Linked DNA regions of Homo sapiens: region 2 is linked to region 1. The links are chromatin loops, found by intact Hi-C in ENCODE. Cell type or tissue: Calu3. All regions are shown on one strand. Links, peaks and the distances in the headings refer to the core of each region. The heading gives the core; the rest is flanking DNA.

What was found. Hi-C counts contacts between places; a loop is a spot of excess contacts. Peaks named below come from ENCODE experiments on the same cell type or tissue, not always from the same donor. Only the 100,000 strongest peaks of a DNase experiment are listed, where the experiment ranks them.
Region 2: a loop joins it to region 1, with 2.8 times the contacts of the local background. A loop is called at or near these places in 5 of 110 quality-filtered maps.

Annotation. Positions count from the first base shown.
Region 1 is chr1:218,542,986-218,553,881 of GRCh38, forward strand. No RefSeq gene overlaps it. Among named protein-coding and RNA genes, the nearest start is that of LINC02869, 38 kb to the left of the region's middle. In Calu3, for the core only: no CTCF peak of the experiment used is centred there; DNase peaks (open chromatin) are centred at 3,516, 5,046 and 5,606.
Region 2 is chr1:218,493,529-218,503,148 of GRCh38, forward strand. No RefSeq gene overlaps it. Among named protein-coding and RNA genes, the nearest start is that of LINC02869, 12 kb to the right of the region's middle. In Calu3, for the core only: no CTCF peak of the experiment used is centred there; DNase peaks (open chromatin) are centred at 3,253 and 5,597.

The sequences.
Region 1 (10,896 bases), core at 3,358-8,357:
TCAATTTGTTTCTATTAGCCTGTCTCTTATGTGACTATAAGGGCACAAAAAGAGTGATATTACCAATTTTAAAAGTAAAGTGTGTGGTAAATATTGTAGTTCAGAGAAGCAAAAGAATAAAATGAATTAGAGTCAGGGTAGGCTCCACAGTATAAGTTAAACCTTTTCAGGGTTAGTAAAAATCTTATTAACAAAAGCCTATTCTTTCAGTTTCACGTTTTCCAAAGAGGAGGGTAATTAAGGAGGAAGGTACCCACTTTTAGGTAGAAACCTGGGTGTTTAAGGAAGTGATTAAAATGAGTCTCCCGGAACTACCAGTGGACCCTAGCACTCTTCCAGCTTTATTGGTGCCCATCAGTCATTCAAAATCTGCCCAGGCCTCTAAAACTGTTCTTATTAAGATTAGACCTGAGTGAATCCACAAACATAAAAATAAGACTAATGTGAACCTTTGCCGAAAATGCAAATCCAACCTAAATTGCCGCCCTGTTTTTTAGGTTAAAAAATTCTGGCCGGTTATTTTTTTTTCCAAATTAATTTTGGATCATAAGAGTCTATTAGCTGGTTTTTGCTGGCACCACACTGCTGAAAGGATGACAAGAAATAGGGAGCCTTGGAAATTGTACATGTCTGCCCTAAGAATTCCAGTCCCATTTTATAACCCAGAAAGTCTTAGATCATTTGGATCTGGTTTAGATAAACTGACTAGAATGAAACCAAATCAGTGCATCTTCTAAGCTTCTCCCAGCCATCCTTCATTAAGAGAAGAGTCATTTTTGCCTTTTATGAAAAGGCAGAGCCAAAAGATCAATATTCACTGGCTTTCCTTCCATCCAAAACTTTTCCCACAGGTCTGCTGCCAACTTATGAGCAGAAGTTTCAATTTTTGCATCTCTGTTTTTCAAATACAGGGGAGTTATATGGGGGCATTCCCCATAGCCTTGTCAGGCCCTGTGCTTCCCCTTAGTTCAAAGTGTCTCTGTAGAACTGTGTACTTGGGCATTTGTGACAGCCCTGGCACCAGCATGTCCACCACTGAAGATGGGCCCTGCCATGTCTTTGCTGCTGAGGGTGCACAGAAAACCCCTGAAAATGATGCTACAAGTGTTATAAGCACTTTTTGGTCTTCTTCAAACCGTAGCCATAGGGGCACCTTGGAACCACCTCAGGAGACTGTAGAAATAAGATGTGCATATTCTTACTTTTAGGCATTCAAAACTATCTCTGTCAAACGTTGTCTATCAAATTTGATAGAGAGAAGCATGTTGTAGAGGAGAAAGCACAGTCTTTTGCCCTTGATGGACACACATTGCCTGACTGCCTGGGAAATCTCATCTTCAAGGTGGATGATTTTTTGGCTCCCTATTAACTTCTAATGAGTGAGATCCAAGACAGAGCAGTCTTATAGTAAATGTCAGCCCACAGCAAATAAAGACTCCTAGAACACTAGAAATAGAAGTTCTCTTTGAGATTATGTAGTCCAGTATCCTCATTTTACGTAGAGAGAAATATGGCTCAGAGAGATTGGGTGACTTCCCCAGGGTCTCACAGCCAGTTTGAGTCTGAGGTGCAATGAGAATCTAGGTTCTTCCATATTTGGCAGCTTCAAATCTGTCCTTGGAAGCCAATGGTTTCCTTCAGTTCTCATAAATTAGAACAGTTCTGAATAGCAATCAAGTTGTTACTTTTTGTTCCTTATGTTGTTATACTGCAAATTTTAGTTTAAACCCTTACAAATTTTATAAAACTGGCTTAAAACTTCTAACTTTCTCAATGATAACTGTGAATGTCTGAATACACAATTTGGCTGAACTCAAAGACAGTTATTGATTGAAACTCTGTAACATATAGTGTCACAAGGCTCCATTAGCCGTGAGTTCCATGAGGGCCATTAATTATGGATATTTTGTTCCGGGCCTAGAACAGAACTTGTACATAGTAGATACTCAACAAATATTTTTGCAATAAATTTTCCCATTATCTATCTAACTTTTCCAATTTAGCAGTTCAAGTGATATTGTCCTCCTAGCAATAATTAATATTCAAAAAGTTTTTATGTTCAATTCATGAGTCTCATATCCACTTCAATTGAATGTTCTCAATTCTGTGTTATATGCCTTCATATTTATTCCATTGACTTGAACTAACAATCAGTTACTTGGTATCAGTTATATGTATTTGTCTTAGTCTGTTTTCTGTTACTACAATAGTATCCCATAGACTGGGTAATTTATAAGGAAAATAAGTTTATTTAGCTCATGGTTCTAGAGGATGGAAAATCCAAGAGCACTGTGCTGGCATCTGGTGAAGGCCTTTTACTGTGTCATAGTAAGGCAGAGGGCATATTGTGGTGAAGAAGGCAAAAGCAAGAGAGCCAAAGAGAGCTCACTTTTATAACGAAGCCACTTTTGTGATAATAAAACCTCTGGTGATAGTGATATTAGTTCATTCATGAAGGCAGAAATATTCTCTCCAACACATTAACTCTTGGGAGACACCATCACATGATAAGAGAACATTGTTCTATTTGTTAAATTGTTGATTTTTTTTTGAGACATCTTACTCTGTTGCCCAGGCTAGAGTGCAGTGGCATGATCTCAGCTCACTGCAGCCTCTGCCTCCTGGGTTCAAGCAATTCTCCTGCCTCAGCCTTCCAAGTATCTTGGACCACAGGCATGTGCCACGACACCCAGCTAATTCTTTTTCTATTTTTTTTAAATAGAGATAGGGTTTTGCTGTTTTGGCCAGGGTGGTCTCAAACTCCTGACCTCAAGTGATCCACCCGCCTCTGCCTCCCAAAGTGCTGGTATTAGAGGTGTGAGCCACCATGCCCGGCCTAAATTATTGAATTATATTATGCACACAGAAAGATGCTTTTAAATGTGCAGCTCACTGAATTTTCTCAATATCAACATTGTCTGGTTTTTAATAAAAAACATATAAATAATAGCAAATCATGCTTCTGTCATTGATCAGTTTGCAATTTCTTTAAAAGAAAATACATACATAAAAATTAATTCTGCAAAAGACATGTGAAATAAGTAGACTGTATGGCATTTGTTGGAAGAGTACAGCAGAGAGAGAACATTGAGCTGGAATAGTTTGGGAAGGTTTTATAGGAAGAGACAGGATTTAGACTAGGACTTAGAGGACAGATGTGAATTGGGAGAGAACAAAGAGAAGGAAAGAATATTTGGGTTAGAGGAACTGATTGATCAAATGTCATCATGTTCAACATGAGACCAGTAGGTGAACAGCAAGTGGAGCTATATGGAATAAGAGGACTGAAGTTTTATATTATGGAAATTCTGTTTGGAAAAGAAGGGCCTTATACTTTATACAAATACTGTATATACATTATGCTAGATAAGTAAATTTTGTTTAAACTACAATAGAAATGAAAGAAGAAAAGGCTGATTGAGAAGTATAGGTTGTTTTGTAGTCTATGGTAATGGTACTCCCTGGAGATGTTCAGTGTTCAACCTGCACAAATCTGCATGCTAGTCCTTGTGGAGCCTGACCTCACATGGCAGCAGCAGGAATGAAAAGAAAGTGAAGATGTGCAAGAGACTACAAATAATTGAAGTGTTGTTGAACATAGCTTATTGGGTAGTAAGAAATTAAAGGCAGACCATGGTTTAATATGTAGTTTCCCTAATAACATTTTAGGCTGCGCTCTTGATGTTTTAATTCCAAAAAATAACTTGTGAAATTTCACTATGAAGTTGGCCCAGAAGGTGATATATTTTTGGTCAAAGGCTTTTTTGATGAACCTTAAGAAATAACAACTCCATACTTCTTTCATTTGTAAGCCTGACCCCATGTGGAGGTATGGGCTAGGCAAATAAATAACAAGAATAAGAACACCTTTATTCCTCTCACATTCCCTTGACTTTGTCCTTTGTACCATGGCAAACTGGAAGGGGACATTGAAGAATTAATATGGAGTGTGAGGCTCTCACAGTGGCCCCTGAGGAACAATTTTCAATATGTTACACTGTTATGCTAAGAAAGTTTGCAAACCAGGTCATTTGATTCAACTCCCCTCTAATAAGCATCAGCAGTGTCAAGTTGCTCAAAGAATCTTCACTAAATCTAAATAAATATAAGAATTTTACAAACTTTCCACAAAGATTTATTGGGTACCTCTTGTGTGGCTACCACTCTGGAGTGTCTTCCTGGCATATAGGTTGGTGCTCAATAAACATTTATTAGATGAAGAATTAATGAATTAGTAAAAACTTGTGTTTTAGGAGGCTAATGTGCTGGATTTGAGAGGAAGAAGGCCAGAGGCAACAAGAACAGTTGAACTTTTGTTGTAATCCAGACCTTAGACTGTGAAAGTTTAAATGAGAATACAAGGAAAAGGCAGGGAAGTGGTGGCTTATGGGAAATGTCAGTGAGACATTGTAGCTCATTGGCTACAGGGAAACTATTAAGATGAATGAGAAGAAAAGAGTCAAAGACAGTTGGGTTTTGAGATCTGAGTAGAAAGAGTATTCAAGTAGTGGAAAGTGAGTAGGAATGGCATTATTTTTAGGCATGTTTGGTTGGGGTCATGGGAGAAGCCTTTGCATGGAGACATCCTGAAACCACAACTCTCCAACTGGTGTCTGGGTCAAAGCCAGAGCTAAAAGTGCCTCAATTCATCAATCGTTGGAAGTACACATGTCAGCCATTAAGATGGATTGACATGTCACAATGCAAAATCAATTACTTTAGGTTAAAAAAAAGCATTTTTGTCTGTTTTATCATATCTCAATCATCAAATTTCTTTTGCAAAACTAATGAGTTTTATTTAAACCCAACATGCTTGCAATATGACTGCTAAAACAACAATATGCAATTTTGAACTGCATTAATATGGTGTCCGAAGAAAGGAGCAATGTTGCATAGCATTGCTTCTCAAACCTTTTGTCACTATCACTCCCTAAGGAGCCTTTTTAGATTGCTTGAGACTGATGGTATTTGGAGTTAAGACAAAGGGATAACTTCACAGGGAGAAGAGTGCAAAGAGCAGAAGCCTAATGACCACGCCAGGAGGAGTGCAGGGAGGGCTGGAAACAGAGATGGTGCATTTAAAGGATGGAGAATGTAAGACTTGTGAGTCACTAAGTCAAGGGGAAAGAGAGTTTTCAATAGGTAGGTAATGAAAGAATTGTCAAGTACTAAAAAAGATAAAAAAGAAAACAAACAAGAAAAGTCCATTAGATTAATCATTTTCAAACTGGATTTATAAAATTTGTGTCTGCGGTCATGAATAGGTGACATATTAATAACTAGTCAGATCAGTTTTAGAAATTAAGTGGAAATAATTGCCTGCCCCCAGTTAGTTGGAGCTATGTATATATTTTAAAATAAAGTTGTTTGGTTTGTTGTTTTTAATATGCTGTATGGACGCTGGGTAGCTGTATCACAAGAAGGATTTCGATATAGTTTCTTTTCTAGTAGTGAAGGCTCTTCATTGTTAGCACCAAGGGAAACATAGTCCATCTAAGGTCGAGGCATATTTTCAGCAGGAACTGGCAGTTGTTCAGTCATTGGGTGGCTAACAAAGAATTTTCAGTGTAAGGACGAAGGGGCGTAGTCACTCAGCTCCACCGTTCAGGTAGCCAATGTGCTCAGCGATGTGGTTGAACAGGAATGGGGACACATCACTAACTGCATAGGGAAGATTTTCAGGCCACTGCCGTGTGGGATTTTGTTTATTGGTCAGGTTTGCAAACAACTTCCCTCAGACCAAATATTGAAGTAGTTTAAGCTTGGAGAAAATTAGGGAGGTGGTTCTGCATATGCCTTGAGTCCTAGACTCGATGGGTTCTGAGAGATCATGTATCCTGGCCCTCGGCCTATGATCTATTCTGTTTCACTCTATTATTGAAAAGATTGTCAACCAGTTTCTCCTTGACAGCTTCCAGCAAAGGGGCGTTCACTACATTGCAAGGAAGTTTATCCTGAAATTAGTAATCTGTATCTTACAGCTGTTGCAATTTCCTGGGATAGTGCATAATATCTACTAGCCAGTGTTCTTGGCACTTTAGAGATATTCACCCATTTAATCTTCACTTTAACTCCATGGATAAAATGTCCACCTAACAAAGTAAATTCTATTAATACCCACATTTTTTTAGATGAGGAAATTAAGGCATGAGTTGGTTATGTAACCTTCGTAAGGCCAAAGGATTCAAACCATGGTGGTCTTACTCCAGTGTCAGCTCATAACTAGTGTAGAGAAGGAACAACTGTTTTTCTTCTACCCATTTCAGGCTCATTGACTGTATCCTATAAGTTATACTACTAAAAGACAGATTAGGGCAGACATGGTGGCTCACGCCTGTAATCCCAGTTCTTTGGGAGGCCGAGGCGGGCGGATGACCTGAGGTCGGGAGTTTGAGACCAGCCTGACCAAAGTGGAGAAACTTCGTCTCTATTAAAAATACAAAATTAGCCGGGCATGGTGGCGCATGCCTGTAATACCAGCTACTCAGGAGGCTGAGGCAGGAGAATAGCTTGAACCTGGGAGGTGGAGGTTGTGGTGAGCCAAGATCGCACCATTGCACTCCAGCCTGGGCAACAGGAGCAAAACTCTGTCTCAACAACAACAACAACAACAACAACAAAATCCAAAAACAAAAAGACAGATTAACAAGAAAAAAATAAACAGAAGTTTATTAGCATGTGCATTGTGCATATATGTGGGAGCACCCAGTGATGAGCAACTCAAAGGGGTAGTTAGAACTTGGGTTTATATAGCATCTTAACAAAACACAATACAAGTTTTTTGAGGGAAGTGACAAGACAAAGGAAAAGGACTTTGAGTTTGTCGAGGTAACAAATTGTGAGAAGGCAAACATATGGGGGAAACTAATGGTAAGTAAGGGCTAATGTTAGCAAAGTTTTGTTATGTAAATTTTTCTGGTGCCCACCTTTGGACTGAGAAGGGTCTAGCACTGTCTCTGATGAGGGCAAGAGCTTTTCTTATATCTGCTTCTTAATAATCCTTATGCCAAAGTAGCAAGCATATTGCGCTATCTTTCACTTGTTCACTCTAATGTTTAATACCTCTTGCTAGTTATTCAAATATTTGAGGACAGTTATTAGGGCTTCCCTAAGCATTCTTTTCTCAGGCTAACTGTTCCCTAGTTAATACAATCTTTTTTTTTTTTCATGCTATGATTGTGATCTTCTAGGAAAGCATAATTTAGTTTGTGATTGTCTCTCTTAAAACCAGTGCTCAGAACTGAACCCAGGCTCCACTAAGTTCTGAAGAATGTATAGAATTGTGTGGAATCATGTAATTGTTAGGTTCTAAAATTAGGCTGGAAGGTGAGAATTGAGAATAACCAAAATTACCTCTGAAAAAGCCCTTAACTGACTCATAATAGAGATTACATAAGATATTGTATATAATTCTGTCCAGAAATTCTTCTGCTCATTAAAATTTGAGAACCACTATGTTGACTAAAGAATGCAAAACAAAGAAAGTTGATATACAGACACCTGCACATTTAAAACATTCTGTCTTTAAGGTAATAATCAAATCACCAGTGATGAATGAAGCATGGATAGAAAATACTCAATTGGTTCTATTTGCCTGAAATATTACTTCATTGTGATTAAATATTAAGCTCTATAATATATATTAATTATTTGTGTTGCATGAGAATTAAACAAGAAGGGGGATAAAGATAGGTTCTAAAATCAATGTGTAAGTTTAATATAATCGGAGGCCTTGCCATTCAGCATGTATTCTCAAGAGGGGAGCTATCATTCCCAAGGGGGTAAAAATTGGTTCTTGGTGGGCAAAAAAACATACTTTTAAAATATAAATCCCAGACATATACACAAAACATTTCATGGGGCAAGTGATAATTATAAAGACATGTATAAATAGGCCCCTTAGAGAGTGATAATGACAAAAGAATTGAGAAACACTGCTATATGACATTGCCCCTTGATCTGGACACCATATTAATGCAGTTCAAAATTGCATTTGTTATTTTGGCAGTCATACTGCTCACATTTTGGGTTTAAATAAAGTTCAAAGGTTTTATAAAAGAAATTTGATTATTGGGTTGTGATGAAACAGACAAAAATGTTTTCAAACTAAAGTAATTGATTCTGCATTGTGACATGTCGATAAATCTCAATGGCTGGCATTTGCTCTTCCATTGATTGATACATGGAGGACAGTTTCAGCTAGGCAAAGGGGGGAATTTTGTTCAGCAGATGTGGGGCTTTCAGCTTATAAACTGTGCTCTGTGTGAATGCCTGCAAAGGCAGATGAATAAATTCACTTGATTTTGGTTTTTGACTTATAAGCCCATGTATTTCATCCTTGATGCTGTACTGAGAAAAAATGTAAATCCCGTGGCCATGACTAGTTCCAGCAAAAGGTCTCCCAAATATTTCTCAACTCTATCATCACCATCACCAAAAATAAGCTCAAAATCTCACACCCTATTGAGACGGAAGAAGTGGTTTCAGTATGTTTGTTTGCAAAGGATGGAACATTTGGCTTTTACATATGTATTTGTGATTTTTTTGTGGTTATATAGTTATTACCTTCCCCCTCCCCTTACCACTTAACAAATGACATCAAATCCCTTTTCAGGAAGGAAACTGTCTAGGTAAGGCAAAACACCATTTACATACTAAAATACCATACAGTTGCAAAATAATATGTCCCAGGAAGAGTTTGGAAGGAGAGGGCAGAACACCTTAAAAACTAAATTGCTCTGCATAAGAAAATATGAAGCATTTACCCTGTTTAACACTTCTGAAGCAGGAGAGGAAGAGAGACAAATATGGTAGGATTGAGATGGGCTGTATGGCTATAACTTAAGGAAGCGGCAGCTGGATAAAATGGCCATGACATTATTTTGAAAGAACCTCAATGTCTATCTTCCAAGGCCCAGTGGTAAAATATAATCCCTCCTTCATTATCTATCATTTTAGTGTAATATTTTAAAATGAAAAACACTTCAAATAATTATAACAGACACTCATGTGTGCACTAAGAACAGATGTTAATATTTTATACTTTTGTTTCAGATCTGTTTTTTAAAATTTTATTTATTTATTTATTTATTTTGAGACGAAGTCTCGCTCTGTCACCCAGGCTGGAATCCTGTGGCCCGATCTTGGCTCACTGCAAGCTCCGCCTCCTGGGTTCACGCCATTCTCCTGACTCAGCCTCTGGAGTAGCTGGGACTACAGGCGCCCTCCACCACGCCCGGATAATATTTTTTTTGTATTTTTAGTAGAGACGGGGTTTCACCGTGTTATCCAGGATAGTCTCGATCTCCTGACCTCGTGATCCGCCCACCTCGGCCTCCCAAAGTGCTGGGATTAAAGGTGTGAGCCACCGCGCCCAGCCCTCTTTTTATTTTTTAAAAAGCCCTACATCACGCCTGTAACCCCAGTATTTTGGGAGGCTGAGGCAAGTGGATCACGAGGTCAGGAGTTTGAGACCAGCTTGACTAACACGGTGAAACCCTGTCTCTACTAAAAATACAAAAAAAAATTAGCTGGGTGTGGTAGCGTGTGCCTGTAATCCCAGCTACTTGGGAGGCTGAGGCAGGAGAATCGCTTTAACCCTGGAGGCGGAGCTTGCAGTGACCTGAGATCACGCCACTGGACTCCAGCCTGGGCGACAGAGCGAGACTCCGTCTCGAGGGGTGGGGAAAAAAAAAAAAAGTCCTACAAATAGAGCTAAAACTCTATCTTCCCCTTCCCCTTGTTTCTCTTCCAGAGGTAACCAATTTCCTAAAATAGTGAATATCACTTTCAGGTTTTAAAAAAAGAGTATGTATTCATTATATCTCATATATTCATTACTAATATTCACTATTATTCTTTATATTTCAATTTTTTACATAAGTGTTATCGAACTGCATTTTTGGTCTCAAAACTAACCTGTTTTATGCAACTTGCTTTTTTCACTCAACATTATGCGCTGTGTTGAAAAACAATCCTGGTTCATTCCTTTAACTGAACCGTAATGTTCATTATATATAAATTTAATGTCATTCACCAATTCCCCTGTGGAAGGAAGTTGAACTGTTTCTTTTCTTTTTTTTTTTTTGTCTCCAAACCTCCCTCAGTAGAAGTAAAGAGGGAGGACCCCGCCCCAACCTTAGACACCCACATTTCTCTGTCCCATAATACTCAGATTCTCCACCATTATCCACCTGGAAGAAGTCATTATGTCCTTTATGGCTATGTCAGTCACTGTGGTAAGCTCCAGACTCCCATACTCTTTAACTAGCGTGAGGTCCTCTCTCCTACACATTCCCAGCCTCTGCACTCCTTCCACTTTGCCCTTTGGAACCCACTGCCCTTTTCTTGAGTTTTCAAGGATTCATACTCCATATTTCCTCCAGATGTTCAGTTCTTGGTTCTAAATTAAACCCAGGCTCCCTCTTGCGGTCACTGCCTCCTCTGTGTCCTTTTACTTAGTGGCTGTTCTCTTCACTCATCTTGGAGGTGGGATGGTTGGCCTCCTTGCTTCTCATTGCAGTCTCCAAACCATTCACCATCCCTCTTCCCTTTGAGTCTCCTGTCATTGACTCTATCCACAACTCCTCCTTGTAACAGTCATTCTAAACCTAGGTTACCCCTCATTTCACAAAGACATTTAGTTTCTAGGCTAATGCTTCTCAAACTTCAGTGAACACATGAGTGTCTAGGGGGATCTTGCTGAACTATAGATTCTGACTCAGTAGTTCTGCATTGGAGCCTCAGATTCTGCTTATCTGACAAGAACCCAGTAATATGGAAGCTGCTGGACCACTCTTCAAGTAGTAAAGTTCTAGATCACTGTCACTTTCCCAACAGTACTACTATCTTTTTGAGGGGAGGATTTCAATCCCTATAGAGACAATCCTCCCAGCA
Region 2 (9,620 bases), core at 1,318-6,317, 51 kb before region 1:
CACCAGCAATTGTGCTGCTTTTTCTATTATCCATACTTTACTAATTATTTGCCCTCATACACTGCTAATTATGAGTTTTGTTTAATCCTTTCTGTTCAAATTTGCATACGTAGTATTCTTATTTTTTTCCTCTCAAATGACCATTGTGTTAAAACATGTACAAGGCAGTCATACTACAAGCTATTAGGGTAATTAATCTAGTTTCCATTTCTGTTTGCCTGTTTGTTTTATTGCACTGACTAGCGTTACAGGTGAAGGATAGAAACTTCACTGAATCTGGACTTACATGTATTCCTTTAAGCACAATGTCCAGTACAGCTCCATTGTATAAAAGCACCAATATCTGATAATAAGGTGTCATAAGTCACAGAATCCCATAATGACAAGATACTTGGGGACAATCTATCTGGTTCCCTTATTTTGCAGATGAGAAAACAGAGATCCATTGAGATTAGATAACATGTCTTTTGAATCTGGGACAAAATCCCAGGTTCTCCTGATTCCCATTCCATGTGCTTTTGATATTTCATTCTATTCTTCATACTACTTTTCAAATCTTTATGAAGTGAGAGATTTCCCCTTACTAGCAAGAGTAGACCTTTGACCAAAAAGCTGAAAAAGAGAAGTGCTGTTAAAACCTCCCTCTGTGCTTTTGTGCCACAAGGCCTTTTTCACATCGTTTAGAGAAAGGAGATTGCATTGCAGGTTGCTCCTTTGTGGCATTTAGGGATCATTTCTCTGTGAGAATAAGACCCTCAGTGGAACTGTTGATTGCGTGGTATATGGTGATTGATGGATATCAATTTCTGCTTACATATCTCTGCTCTATGACATCATGCATTTGGAGACATGCCTCCAAACACACAAGGTTGGCCAAGGGAAAGAAAGACATTTCTCAGCCCAGCCTGTTGACTAAATAGCCATTATATTCTTGAAACCAAGATGATATTGTTTCTCTGAGCTTTTTCTCAGGTTGCTACCCTCAGCTTGGTCTGGAGGCACTAAGAATGCTTTTGCTATACTACTTGAACATGCCCAGTTGCAACTTCTGAGTTTCGTTAGTGGCTTACCAACAACTTTCTGGCACAAAACAAAAGAATGCCTTCCTGAATGGTAAGTCGGGAAAGCCCAGCACCTGCTCTGCCTTTGTATTCTCCCCTCCAGCACCCTGGGGATAACTGCTTTGCAGAACAGGAGCTGGTCTGTGCTGGCTGCCAAATGGAGAACCCTGATTAGAATAATGCCCAGCAGGTTTCTGCTCTCTCTTCTCCTTTCCCACCCTTAAACAAACTAGAGGATGGCTGTTGCTAAGGGCCAAAATAACAAGACCTGCGTGCTTTTAACCGTTATTTTAACAATTAAATTAACGGCTTTTTAATTGTTATTTGGAAGTCCATGAACCGTCATCCACGGGAAGGAAAATTCAAGATACTGGAAAAGTTAAGGTAACTTCCTGAACTTAAAGAAAGAGAGCAATTTATTCAAAGAATGAACAAGGAATAAATACATTTATATCTGAGAAGAAACATTCTCTGTTTTAACTAATATTGGCCAGATCAGACAGTGTGTGAGTGTGGTCAGTAATCCAGTCAAAGTGGGTGATTTAAACACTGTTTTAAATTAGGATTTGAACTTGGGGCTAGGTGGGGCTTTGACTCTTTTAGTATCTTTACTTTTTCTCATTATATAGATGAGGGAGCTGCTTCTCCGGGCTTCTTCTTTCTTCCCTTTCCTTCCATTCCTCTCGCATCCTCTTCTCCTCCTAAAGCTTAAGCAGAGCCCGAGTTGGGGAATAAACAGCAACTACTGAAGTGTCCATTGTTCCCCCACTTCAAGTCCTGCATAAATGTAATGATGGTAGTTCCCAAACAAAATACTTCCTCACTGACCAGACACAATCTATGTAGGGTCAAAGGGCCCTCTGAAGGTTTGCTGAAAAATCAACTCTTGAAAGGCAGACTGATAGGAGAAAAGGTATACAAATTTATTTAACATGCATACATGGAGGGTCTTCAGAATGAACACCCAAGGATACAGAGGAAATCGTCCATTTTTATGCTTGGGTTAAACAAAATATGGACAGCCGTGTAGAAATATGATTAGGCAAAAGGGTTATGGTCTAACGCTAATAGACTGAGTGGGGAAATCCAGCAAGGCCTGTCTGCCTAGATTCTTCTCGGCCTCTCTGATCATCCCTTCTTTCCTTTTAAAAAGGTGGGGTGGGGCCCTTTCTGGAATGGGGGTCTTATGACCTACAGTCAAACAAGGTAGGTCAGATCATTTCTTTATGGCCAGGTTTTACACAGAAAGGGAGAGGGAAAATGAGAATAATATTTTTAGGTCTTATGGCTGGCTTTGGGGCAAAGGGGTTTTGTCCTGGAGACCCGCTAGAAAAGAGGGATTCCAGTTTCTATGCTAGCCTTAGGAGAGAATAAGAGTGAGACAGGAGGGCAGGAGAAGGTCAGAGAAAAACGTCTGCTTTCTGAGGCTGTTGCTGAGGCTGTCGTTTTGGGGTATTCTTTCTTGAGGCCCAACATCTATACAGATTTCAGTAGATAACATGTGTCAACTGAAAATGCTTTTCACGTGAAAATTCCAATGACAGGTCATTTAAGAATTCTAAAAATACTGTCTATCTTCTCTTATGCATTCTTTCTTGGGGACACATTTTTGTAAGAAAATGTGAACTCAATAGGAAAGTTAGACACAAGTAAGTTAGAAGAGTTAGATATGTAATGAAGTCAAAGGAGAGGCAAAAAACTATCTGTATTTTTTGTTGGTATTCAACCAACAAAAAAGCTAAAAGTATAACAAAATAAAAACAAAAATCTTAGAAGATAGTGTCTTTATCATCCAGAGTGGTCAAGCTGTAATCTTGGCCAAAGAAGTAAAGGTGCATTAGAATGGAATATTACCTTGTTCTGTCTATAAATTGTTTTATTTTTTTTTTCTTTGGATGAGATCAGATACTTCTTAGAACACAACTTGATGAGGTCTTGTTAGAATAGAGAGGAATGGAGAAGCAGAGGGCATTAGGATATTGGAAAACATTGCAAGACCCAGCAGTTTTAAAAGCACTTTTTTCCCCATCCCTATAAAAAAAAAAAAAAAAAAGAGAGAGAGAGAGAGGGAGCGAGAGGGAGATGATCTCATTCGATCCTGTGAAGGACTGCTACTCAGTAAGGAAGAAGTCCTGGGCAGTGTGAATCAGTTCAAGTCAACATCAGTGATGACTTATGTTCTGGGCATTTAGGGGAGGGTGGAATTCCAGACCATCCTGCTGGTAACCTCAGAAGGCTTGTGCTCACAGTGACTGTATCCCTTAAGGCAGTTAGAGGCTGAGAATGTAGATGGAGTAATGATGATACAAATGTTACTAAACTTTGTCCTCTGAGAGGAGCCTGGAGTGTTGCAGTATAGGAAGCTGTTGATTATCAAATGATTTTTCCCTCTTGGAACCTTAAGAAGAAAACACTAGTGTGTGTCTTCAGTAAGTCCTCTGATTTATAGGGCGCTGATAATTGATTCAAGAAAAAGAAAGTATAGATTTATATATACACACACATATAATACCTATGCATGTATATCATATGTATATGCATGTTTATGTATGCTTTGTGTATGTGTAAACATCTTTTGGTAAAACTTATTAATGAAATATGAAGTTGATGTAAATATCTTTGGGCTGAAAACAGTTCATATATATATAACAATTAATAAGGGCATAATTTTTCACTTTGCAAAACATTTTTTTCCTTCACAAAATGATTCCTCACAAGATTATAAATGAATGAACTAATAAACTTCCACATGTCTCTTAAAATAGGATTTGCTATATTAGTATTTATTATAATAATAATAAAATTAACATTTTTAAACCTTTTGTGCCAAGTACTGAGCTGAGGGCTTTATGTGAACTACCTCATTTCTGTCTCCCAGTCACGCTAGGATGTAAGGTAACATCATTATCCTCTGCATTTGAAAACTTGAGGTTTACACCTGTTCCCAAAAATCTATTGAAATAAAATAAAAATTAAAAAAATTTTAAAAAGATATTCAGCCTAGTTGAAAAGCAAACAAACAAACAAACCCTTGAGGTTTAGAAAATTTCATAACTCTCCCAGAGTCACACCTTAATAAGAGATGTAGCTGGGATTCTGACCCCATAGCCTGTACCTCCCTCTTCTCAACAGTATTTCTATATTTTGGGATACCATGACTCTTATGCAAAGCAACTCATCTGTACAAATAGCTTGGGCCAAAGCAATCAATCATGTAACAAAGGTGTAAATAGAAATAAAAATATTAACCCTTGGCTTGGATCCAAATGTCATTCATTTTAGCCAATGTTTTCCTTTCCATCATTAAGAATTCTGCTTTTTTTTTTTTTAAGTTTGGGAAAATCTGATATCAAATAAATTCATTGCATTCTTTCTGCATAACCATGTGGTAAATGCTAGTCCCGGGCATGGAAAGACAGGCACAGTAAGCAAAGACAGAATGAGGAAAAACTGTGAATCTAGATTTTTTCCTCTGTGTAAGAAAGTATAGTTCCCTTGGTAGAGAATGCAGAGACTAAAGCCTTTGACTATTGGACAAGAAACTGTTGACATTGCTGTAGTGAATCATCCGTCATACACAGCTCTTAATGGGGATGGGACAAATTACAGCATTTCATGATGCTGCCCAAAGATAATTCAGTCTAGCACCTGGATTGTTTGGAAATCCACTGGATCCCTCCTTGACTCTCACATGCTCATCCTGCATATACACTCCTTGTATAGCAACAAGCATGAGATTGAGCGATAGAGTTGGACAAATGACCAATATTTATTCAGTTAATAAAATACAGAGTTGTTTTCCTAGAAACACCAGCAAGGCAAAGGGAAACAGAGAGAGGAATCCTGCTCCTACCAGAGAGATGAATGGGTGTGAGAAAATGTGAGGGAGACTCATTGCATAAACATAACTGAGGCTAAAGATCGCTGCAGCCCCAGCCAGGCTAAAACATGGAGAAGATGACCATGCGAGGCTGGGCAAGTGGGGTGCTATCTACCGAGGAGTGGGTAGGACAAGGGGTCCAGGCCCCATGCTTATCTATTAGGTGAAGTTTTGATCTCAAGGCTGGGAAAGACATGGCCAGAAATAAATGTTTAGGACATAACATTCTTTCCATGTTAGGACACCACATTCTTGCTATTTGGTGACAAATGACTGAACCGGGAGCTTGGTCCCATTTATGATCTAATTCTATAAAAATGAAATCCCGGGCATCTGGTTCAGAGCATTCCAGGAAAGAGTTAAAGCCCAATATTGCTGCCTCACTCTGTTCTTCCTTTTTGGTGAATGATAGGCTAGGACGTGAACTTGCTGCCTTCTGGAAGTGCTTTCTCTTTCTTTCTGTGGATTTTATTTTCTGCCTTCTATGGGAGAGAACAGCTCTCTTGCCTTTCCACTTCCCCTGGGCTTGAAAACACTCATAGTAGAACATATACCTTCTATCTGAAGACAACATATAGAAGGTAAAAGAAATGGAAAATCATCTGCATAAAGAAGAAAAACAGAGAGTGAGTGAGCATATGGGCGTGTCTGAGTGTGCGTGTTCAGTGTAGGAAGTGTCTGAAGAGAAGTCCAGCTACAAGAACTTGCTGCAATAATTCTCTAACAGCATGAACAAAGACTCCAATAATAAATGGTGACATTTACACAAATATTTGTGGTTGTGCTTTCCATTTCTTCTTATAGGAAACAAGTAAGATTTTTAAATGCTTTAGTGATGTGATCAGTAGACAGTAGTGGGAAAGAATTTCCCTGAAACCTGACTTGCAATCAAAATAAGGAAGGAAGATCTGAGAGAATTGAGAATATTTCAGCTAATCAGGATATGGCACTTTCCGGCATCTGGGTGTCCAAACAAGTGTTTTGAATTCAATACTGTTAACATGTGTCACTTTAATGAATATTTTCCTTTGAAGTTGATTGGATGGTTACATTTTTGGCAATAATCTTGTGGTCTGTTGCTTACATTACCTGACCCACAGTCCATTTTCCTTGTGTTGGCTGTGGGAAAGAAAAAGAGTGAAAAATATCTCAGAACCTGGGAAACAGCACTGAGAATGCGACTCATCTTTTAGTTAAACCACTTCAGATAGAAGCTCTCTAAGGATTGCCTCCTCACTGTCTGTGATATGTGTAACCAAAAAAAAGAAATAAGTTCCCCCGGTGTCAAAAAGATAAGGGGAAAAATCCACAAAATGAGATGAGGCTATTTTTCTTTTTTAAGCCTGAAATAGGAGGTCAGTCCTTTGCACTCTTCCTTTTGACTTCTAACAAAACCAATCACAGTCAAGCTATTCTCTTGAGTTAAAAAGTGTTTTCAGGAAGTCCATAACATGTTCTAATTGATTATTTAAAAATCCCCACACAGGAACATCCCCTCATGGTCTGAATGTCTTTTTAGCCCTCTGCTATTTGCAGAACCTTAAACAAATTGTAAGAGAGAGTCCTTGGCTAACTCCAAGGACCTTTATGAGGAGTGGGAGAGAAAGGGGAGGATGTGGATTGGATGCAGCAAAGTGCTCTCTCAAATCAGCATGAGGCCGGGCATGGTGGCTCACGCCTGTAATTCCAGCACTTTGGGAGGCCGAGGGGGGCGGATCACCTGAGGTAAGGAGTTCCAGACCTGCCTGGTCAACGTGGTGAAACCCCGTCTCTACTAAAAAAACAAAAATTAGCTAGGAGTGGTGGTGGGCGCCTGTAATCCCAGCTACTCAGAAGGCTGAGGCCGGAGAATCCCTTGAACCAGGGAAGTGGAAGTTACAGTGAGCTGAGATCACGCCATTGCACTCCAGCCTGGGCAACAGAGCGAGACTCTGTCTCAAAAAATAAATAAAATAAAATAAAATAAAATAAAAAATTAGCATGCATTGGGAGAGTTTCTATGGGTGGGCAGCCCTAGTGATGTGTGTGTATATGTGTATGTGTTTGTGTGTGTGTGAATATGTTATGCATGTGGGTATATGTGTGAATATGCGTATGTGAGTATATACATATATGCATATATACGTGAATGTGTGTGTGTTTATGTGTATATGTACATGTGTATGTGTATGTGAGTATATGGGTGTATATCAGTGTACCTCTATATGTGACTGTATTTTCTATAAGACTCTAGGCTCTTTCAGGCAGTTTATCAGAATATTTAAAGGCATAGACTTTGGAATTATAGAACAAGGGTTAAATCGAGGTGCCATCATTCTCTAGCTGCATGACTGACTGCAGACATGCTGCTTAATCTGTCTTGGCCTCCGTTTCTTCACCTGTAAATGGTGATGATAGTAACACCCATCTTATTAAGATTGCTGCTATGAGAGGGTATGTGAGAAGTGATTTGCACAGTGCTTGATATAAGCAGTTCTCAATAGTGAGATCTTAGATATCATTAATCGGCAATCTCCTCCCTCCACAGATCCAAGAGCAATTTTCCTCTCCCCTCCCCTCCTCTCTCTTCCCCTCTCTTTTCCTTCTTTCTTTCAGGTGGATGTTTCATGTATGTAGCTGATAGTCTGACTCACAGCAGTGTGAGGATTTTCGTTTCAGAGAGCCGTCTCTCACAGCCATCCAGAGAAGCACTGTCACTCCTGGTTCTGCTTGTATAGCTTCCCACGTAAGGCTATGGGTGCACACGACACACAATTCTGTGGAACTAACACCGGAGTCCTGTATGTGGAGGGAGGGATTCTCCCTCCCTCCACACCATGTGGCCCAGAGCACAGAAAGTCCTCTACAGATGGAGAGGAAAGAAGCCAAATCTAAGGAATGCAATGGGCTTTTAGTTCCAGGGGATCATTTTGTTTCATACAGACTTTAAATACCATCGAGTGGCCTCTTAAGTTCCCACGTGTTCCACTAAGACTCTGTAAGACAGAGACTTAGAAGGCACATGGCCCTTCCCACTTGAGATACATTACCATGCTGGTTTGTTTAAATGCTTTCCTGTGGGATAAATTCTCTCTGGTTGATCATGGCAGTCACTTTCTAGCCACCTTTCATATCTTCAATTTTTGTGTTTTCTAAATTTCCTTTGTAGGGAATGTCATATTTGGAAAGCCAAATTACTTAATTATGGGTTCAGAATTAATTATTGATTCATTCAACAAATATTTATTGAATACCATCTAGGTGGTAGGTACTGGGATGAATACTAGAAGAGAGTTGCTAAAGACACCTTCCTGACCTTCAAAGTACTCACAGTGCAGTTGAGGAAAAAGAGAAGTAAGTGAGTGATTTCAATGTAGTGTAGTAAGTGCTGTGATGATTGTGGTAGCACAGGGTTTAAGGGATGGTGGGCAGAGAAAGGAGAGGTTATGTATTCTGGGTCACAGAGCTTGTGGGGTAGAGGCAGGATTCAATCTCAGTGTCTATGACTATGAAATCTGTGCATGTATACACTAAGATTGATGACTCCTCAGTTGCCCACGTCACTGACTTTGAATAATTAGTAAATAATACTTAGATTCAGAGATAAAATAATACCATGATCATACTCATGTGGGCCATTTCAGTGGAAAATGTGAAATTATGCATTATTTTTAAGAACGAAAATTTTAGCCTGTAATCCCAGCACTTTGGGAGGCCGAGGCGGGCAGATCACAAGGTCAGGAGATCGAGACCATACTGGCTAACACGGTGAAACCCCGTCTCTACTAAAAATGCAAAAAAATTAGCCAGGCGTGGTGGCAGGTGCCTGTAGTCCCAGTTACTCAAGAGGCTGAGGGAGGAGAATGGCGTGAACCCAAGAGGCAGAGCATGCAGTGAGTTGAGATCAAGCCACTGCACTCCAGCCTGGGTGACAGAACAAGACTCTGTCTTAAAAAATAGAAAGAAAATTTTATAGATAATAATAGTGACTGGAAGCAGACTAATAGAGTGGTAGAGCCTAACACATACAACCAGAAAGAAAATATGAATTATTTATAATGTGTCTGTCATGTCTATATCCAATTGCACATAAATGAAACCTTCAGGAGATCAGGAGATTATCCTATCTGTTAGAATTGTGTTTGGCTACGTGTAACAGAAATTTGACAGTTCAGAGCTGGCAATCACTCAAGGAAGCCATCAGGGGCACAGCCTCTTTTTTTTTTTTTTTTGAATTGAGGTCTTACTCTACTGCCCAGGCTGGAGTGTAGGAGTATGATCATAGCTCGCCATAACCTCAAACTGAGCTCAAGTAATCCTCCTGCTTCAGCCTCTCAAGTAGCTGGGACTACAGGTGCATGACACAATGCCCGGCTAATTTTTTTCTTTTTGAAGAGACAGGGCTCCGCCATGTTGCCCAGGTTTGTCTCAAACTCCTGGGCGCAAACAATCCTCCCATCTTGGCCTCCCAAAGCGTTGGGATTACAGGTGTTAGCCACCATGCCCAGCCAAGGGCACAGGCTTTTTCAAACTTCCTGTCCCATCATTCTAACCATGTGCTTTGCATCCTTACATAGATGACTACTTCACTTCCAGCTATTGCATCTCTATTCAGGATGGAGAAAAAGGGAGCAGAGCTAAGAGTAAAAGATGCCTGCCAGCTGAGCTTGGTCTTTTTATTAGGAAAACAACCCTATCAC